Regions from separate parts of the Homo sapiens genome. Here region 1 is linked to region 2. The links are chromatin loops, found by intact Hi-C in ENCODE. Cell type or tissue: heart left ventricle. All regions are shown on one strand. Links, peaks and the distances in the headings refer to the core of each region. The heading gives the core; the rest is flanking DNA. Region 1 has its middle 120 kb from the start of LINC01101. Region 2 has its middle 60 kb from the start of GLI2.

Region 1 (2,904 bases), core at 147-2,646, 88 kb before region 2:
TACCTGAGAGGCCCGGCCCCTGCCCACCCCTTACCCGAGAGGCTGGGCCCCTGCCCACCTGGGTGATCCTTTGCTCTCACTCTGTGCTCCCTTGTACTCCAAGCCACGCAGCCCTTGGGCCATCCTAGAACCAGCCAAGGGCTTTTTTTTGGCCTCAGGGCCCTTGCACTCACTGTTCCCTCTGCCTGAGACACTGTTCCCCTGACTCCTTAGCTGGCCAGTTCCCTCCTCATCCTTCAGGTTTCCTCTTAAATATGCTCTCCTAAAAGAGGTCTGGAATAAGCTCCTAGAGGCCAAGGGACAGCAGGAATGCTGACTCCCACGGGGTCCCCGGGCCCATGGAAAGAGGAGTAGATTTCTGAGTGCAAAGGGAAACCTTTGAAGGGCTGGCGTGGGGGGTGGGGCGATGAAGCAGCTGGGTCTGATTTACCCCCTGAAAGCCTGCCAGTAGCACCCGCATGGGAAACCACAGGGCCGGAGTGGCCACTGGGGAGAGTTGGAGCCCTTGTGCTGGTGACAGGCGCAGAGGTAGTGCAAATGGAGAGAGGACATGGGGTATTCTGGAACCCACAGGACTTGCGGAAATGCGGGAAGGAGTGGGGTGAGAGCCATAGGCAACAGGAAAGAGTCAAGCGGGGTGGCGCTGTTTCCAGCCCCAGCAGGGGGTAGGAGGTGGTGCCAGTTTCCTACGGTGGAAACCCAAGGAAGGCACGAAGCAGGTGTGCTTTGGAAGGAACAGTTCTGGCGCAGCGCCTCTTCCTGTCGGCCCCCTTCTACAGTGCGCCTGGACACAGGGTGACGGCGCAGAGCTGCGCGGGCATCCCCAGCTCCGTGGCTCCGGCTCAGGTCGGCTGAGAGGCCTGGATCGAGGCACGCTGTCCCCGCGCCGCCCGCACTGCCAAGGGCAAGGGCACGGCCGTGACCGGGTAGGAGGCGGATCCCACCTGTGAGCCACTGAGCCACTCAGCCTCCGGGGAAGAGCGAAGATCAAAGCGGCACCCCACGTCGCGGGGCTGGGGAGGGAAGGGCATGAAGGCCTGTCCTCTGCGAGGCTTCAGGCGCCTGGAGGCAGGGTGGGAGGGCAGGGCGCGGGGGCTTTGTCTGCGCGGAAACGCCCTGCCCGGCGCCCGCACAAAGGCCGCTTTGTGCCCGCGGCCGGCGGAGGTGGGGGCCGCGCGTCCCCGGATCCCCCTGCCCCGGCCCGGCCCGCGGCCCCGAGGGGGCGCCCGCCACTTCGCCGCCGCCAGCCCGTGGCCCCGGGCGCCAAAGGGCCTCTTAATTGTTCCCAGAACGGGTGGCATTTAGGTCAATTAATATGCAAAACAGGAGTAAATCATCTCATTCGCGGGCCCCACGCGGGGCGGGGAGCCGAGGCATTTGCTAGGCAGCGAGGTCGCGGCCCCCGCCGCGTGTTTATCTGGGGAAATGGAAATCAGGCGACGCACAAAGCCGCCCCGCGGGCCGGGCCGCGCCCTCGGCCGCCCTCGGAGGGGTAGCCGGCGCCGGTCCCGACCTGCGGCCCGGGCTGGCAAGTCGGCTGCAAGCCTGGGGTCGCCTCTGGCCCTCTCTGGTCCACCGTGCCTAGCTGGTGATAGCAGGAGTTCTGTTATTACATAAATCAGGTATTGGGAGAATAATACGATTCCCTAAGTGCTTCTAATTGGAGCTTGCGTGCTCCTGACCCATTATTATGCTACTGAGCCTTGACTGAAGTCCAAAGCCTACTCGCATTCCTGCATTTAATCCTCAAAATCGCACTAAGAGGCAGGTGATTATTCCTATTGTTCAGCTGAAGAAACCGAGGCAGAGAGGTGAAGATCGTCACCTGGCCCAGACTAAGCCCTTCACCATTAAGGTGTGAGCCCCAGGCCTCTGTTATTTCACTGGGCAGCTCTCTTCGCTGGGGAAAATGGCCCCTGCAGGCAGAGTTCTGTGAGTCTCGCTACTACTGCACCATCCTTACTCATTCTCCCTGAATTCCAGAAATGTAACAGGACCCACTGTGCACCTGCACTCTTCTAGACTCAGACGGTTCCACAGGGAACAAAACAAGAGATTTTGGCCTCTTAGGACACCAGCGAGAGCACCTCCAGGAGAAGCCAGCAGGGCGACAGGAATGGCCCCTCGAAGGAGGTGACACCTGAGCAGAGACCTGAGGGAGGTGAGAGAGACTTCCAGGAAGAGGCAATGGTCTTGAGGCTGCAGCATAAGGAGGCCAGGGAGGGGGGTGTGTGGAGCAAAGCGGGAGGGATGGAGACAAGGCAGAGGTGGCCAGGGCTGGCACTGGGGGTGCCGGCTCTAGTTCCAGCTGGACACCGGAGTCTCTGGCTTCTCTTGGTCTGGGGACAGTCTGTGCATGGGGAATTGTAAAGGCTTCTGCTTGGCTCAGCCTGGTTCAAGTGGCCCCATCCTGGGCTAATTGGCAGTGGCTAGGGGCAGGTCACATACTGGACACACTCCCATCAGCTGGACACCCACCCCAATCGATACCCACTACGCAAGTAGACCCCAAACCTGGGCAGCAGGCAAAGTCAAGAGCAGTCCAGGGAGCCAGGGTCCAAAAGCTGGAGACATTTCTGAAGGTTGTCAATCTGTGAGGACAGACATGAGCCTGGAACTGAAGATTTGGATAACCCACGTGCACTGGGGCCAAGAGATAAGGGGCATCAGGTGTCCAGACGTGATGGAGGGATGGGAGGGAGAGGTAGGTGAACAGGGAGTGCTCAGAGCTAGGTGAGATATTTTAGCAAAATCACCAAACAGGAAAAGTTGAAGATGCTGGTCCCGTGCAGCTGCTTCTGTAGGAGTTCATGGGGACAGGGGTTACCAGAGGAGGGTTTGCAAATTTTTCCTATAGGATGCCCTCTCTATGGTGATGTACTTGGTCGTCAGTCAACTGCCTGG
Region 2 (2,904 bases), core at 127-2,626:
CTCAGGCCCTGGGCTTGGGCGGTGTCATGGGTAGGTCTTGCTGACATCTTAGGGGCCATCAGAGAGCCCAGCCTGAGCAGCGCCTAGCACAGCCCTGGCTATCCAGAGAGCAGCCCAGACCCCAGGCCCCACGTGGCAGGGATGGAGATGTGAGGGTGGAGACGGCCATGGGGGATTACTCCTTCCCCCTGTTCAGCCCACTCTCCAGGCAGCCTCTGTGTGGCACCTCTCATGCTGATTTCCACAGAGGGCGAGGCTGTGCCGGCCAGAAACGTGGGTCTAGGATGCTTGGCAGATGCATTCCCTGTTGTAATTCATGGAATTCTGGAAGCCCTTGGGCCAGCAGGTGACACGGTGCCTTCCTCCAGGGCGCCTGCAACACTCACCTTGACCGATGGTTTTCCCTTGCGACCTGTCTGGCCCTGCCTTCACAGGGTGTCCAAAGGAGTCAGGCACCAGCACCCCCTCGAGAGAGGGCCACCACGTGTCAGAGGCTGGCATGCACCGTGGAGAAAAATGAGATGAGAATGAAGTTGGGGGTGTGAGGACTGCATGTTCAGTGATATCGTGTGATCAAAGGAGATGCCTGCGACCATTTAAAAAGGGGACTTCCCGCTTCTGATAGGACCCGGGACCATTCAGGGGGTTTCATTCTTATTAAATATTTTTGCCTTTTTCATAAAAGGCACTCGCCCACAGAGGGGTCTGTAAAAAAATCAATTCTGTCCGGGCTGCTAAGTGTAAGACGACCCCCTTACTGTCCTTTAAAAGCAAGGAGCTTCTCTTTATCACATATAGTCAGGCCCTGACTCACTTCCCAAGCCCAGTCTGAACCAGGCCAGGCATGGGGGAAGCCGGCGGGTGCAGGGGAGTGGAGGGAAAGGGGAGAGCCGGCCCCAGGAACCTGGTGACAGTGGGGACGGCCGCCCTCAGTCATGCCCGCTCCTTCCCTGGGCCCACGTGACCATCCTTCTCTGTGAGCTCGAGGACACCCCGTCAGCCCCACGGGGTGCGGCTTACCAAGAAGGGGGTGGACACCCCTGCGTGGCAGGCACCGGCCTGTCCCTGCTGCCATACCCAGGTAATGACCGAGACAAGAATAGTCTCGGTAGAAGGGAGGGAGGCCGCCAGACAGCCCAGCCGAGGCCAGAGCCGGTTCTTGGGGAGTAACACCCCCCTCTACCGGCCACCTCGGACTTTACAGGCAGGAATTGCAGAATCCGTTGCATTTTCACAACAATAACTGAGACGTGCAAACCTCTCCTCCAGCTCCCGCAGATTGGAAAGGATGAAAGCGAGGATGGCCTGACCCACCCGCTTTAAGGAATTAGAAACTCAGTGTAAATCCCCAGGGGCATGTCGACACCCCAAAGTTCATCAGGAGGAAAGGAACCCCCATTTTAGACAAAGAGGCCAGAGCTTGTGCAGAGGGAGTGGCCCAGAGGTCGACAGTATCTGGGAGCATGCTTAGCCGGGCCCTGTGGACACACATTTGGACCTACGCAAAAGTTATCTTTGCTTTGCCAAGGATCTCTTTAAATTCTGAGTCTTTTCCCAAGAAAGCAAACTTGACTCCGACCAAGCCTCCAAATCCAATGACCCGTTAAAGAAAAGACAGGGCAGGGGGATGGGTGACGCTCCACTTTGCAGGTTCAATCAGCAAAGTCCCAATGGTAGGAAGCTCCACAGGACAGACTGCCAGTTTCTCCAACAACTCAGTGACACAGGGGAAATGGAAGCGTGGAGGGGAATATTTGGATTAGAAGAGACTTTAGGGTGGAGTGATTCCTAGATTATATCGTTAAATACAAAAGCAAAGTGCTAAAGAATATCTGTAACATGCTACTTTTCATCGAAGGAAGAGGGGAAGGAAAATAAAATATACGAAACCTGTTCTTTTGTGAAGAAGAAACAGAGGAAGGATAAATCAGAAACCAATAAGACGGGTTGCCTGTCGGGGGTGGTTCCTCGAGGGTGTGGGCATAGGTAGGAAAAGGGTGGATGATGGGAATGACACAGAAGAATTAGAGGGAGTGACACTGTGTATACCTTTTGAATCGTTCTGACTTTTAGAATCATGTGCATATTTCATGTACTAGATTAAAAATTTTTTTTAATGAGAGGAAACCCAAAATAGAATACAAACAGAAATAAGTGGCACTAATAGTTTTACAAATGATTTATATACTTCCACTGAAAAGATGGGGGAACTAACCTAAGAAACTTTGGAAAACAGTGTTTTTATTGCATCCTCAAAGGCTAAAAATGAAAAGACGTATATACACATATCATACCATGACTAGTTGGTCAATTTTTCACAAGGGTATGGGTCACTGATTCTGAAACTATTTTACATGCCTTCTGGAACTGAGCAAATCAGTCAATAGATGATGGATAAGGAGATCAAAGATACACCAAGACGGAGAACCCTGTGATACTGGATTAGAATTAGGGGTGTCAGTAAGAACTCGTGGTTTTTAATGTGTATACAGGTGTGTGTGTGTGTGTGTGTGTGTGTGTGTGTGTGTGTGTGTGTATTTCCTAGTCTAGCTGCTGGGAGTGCCTAGAGGTAATGAGAGCCTGGTGGCAATGAGCACAGCCAGCACCCAGATCTTGATTTCTAAACACCAGTCTCAATACAACAAACCAGGGCTTCCAAGAGAAACAGCTCGTTCCAGGGCCAGGTCAGAGAAAGGACAGGAGGAGTCGGCAGCATCTCTTGATGCTATAGAGCAAGGAAGCTCCCAAAAATGATGTGGCTGCGGCAAACCACACGGGAACCATGGGAAGGGGGTCCCCAAAATGATGTGGCCGCGGCAAACCATACAGGAACCATGGGAAGGGGGTCCCCAAAACGATGCGGCCGTGGCAAACCACACAGGAGCCATGGGAAGGGGGTCCCCA

What was found. Peaks named below come from ENCODE experiments on the same cell type or tissue, not always from the same donor. Only the 100,000 strongest peaks of a DNase experiment are listed, where the experiment ranks them.
Region 1: a loop joins it to region 2, with 2.4 times the contacts of the local background. A loop is called at or near these places in 10 of 110 quality-filtered maps.

What each region holds. Positions count from the first base shown.
Region 1 is chr2:120,586,230-120,589,133 of GRCh38, forward strand. No RefSeq gene overlaps it. Among named protein-coding and RNA genes, the nearest start is that of LINC01101, 120 kb to the left of the region's middle. RefSeq lists an enhancer at 1,895-2,788. In heart left ventricle, for the core only: no CTCF peak of the experiment used is centred there; DNase peaks (open chromatin) are centred at 962 and 1,352; H3K4me3 peaks cover 687 bases; H3K27me3 peaks cover 2,149 bases.
Region 2 is chr2:120,674,539-120,677,442 of GRCh38, forward strand. No RefSeq gene overlaps it. Among named protein-coding and RNA genes, the nearest start is that of GLI2, 60 kb to the right of the region's middle. In heart left ventricle, for the core only: a CTCF peak has its summit at 1,187 (motif pointing left); a DNase peak (open chromatin) is centred at 1,121; H3K27me3 peaks cover 1,754 bases.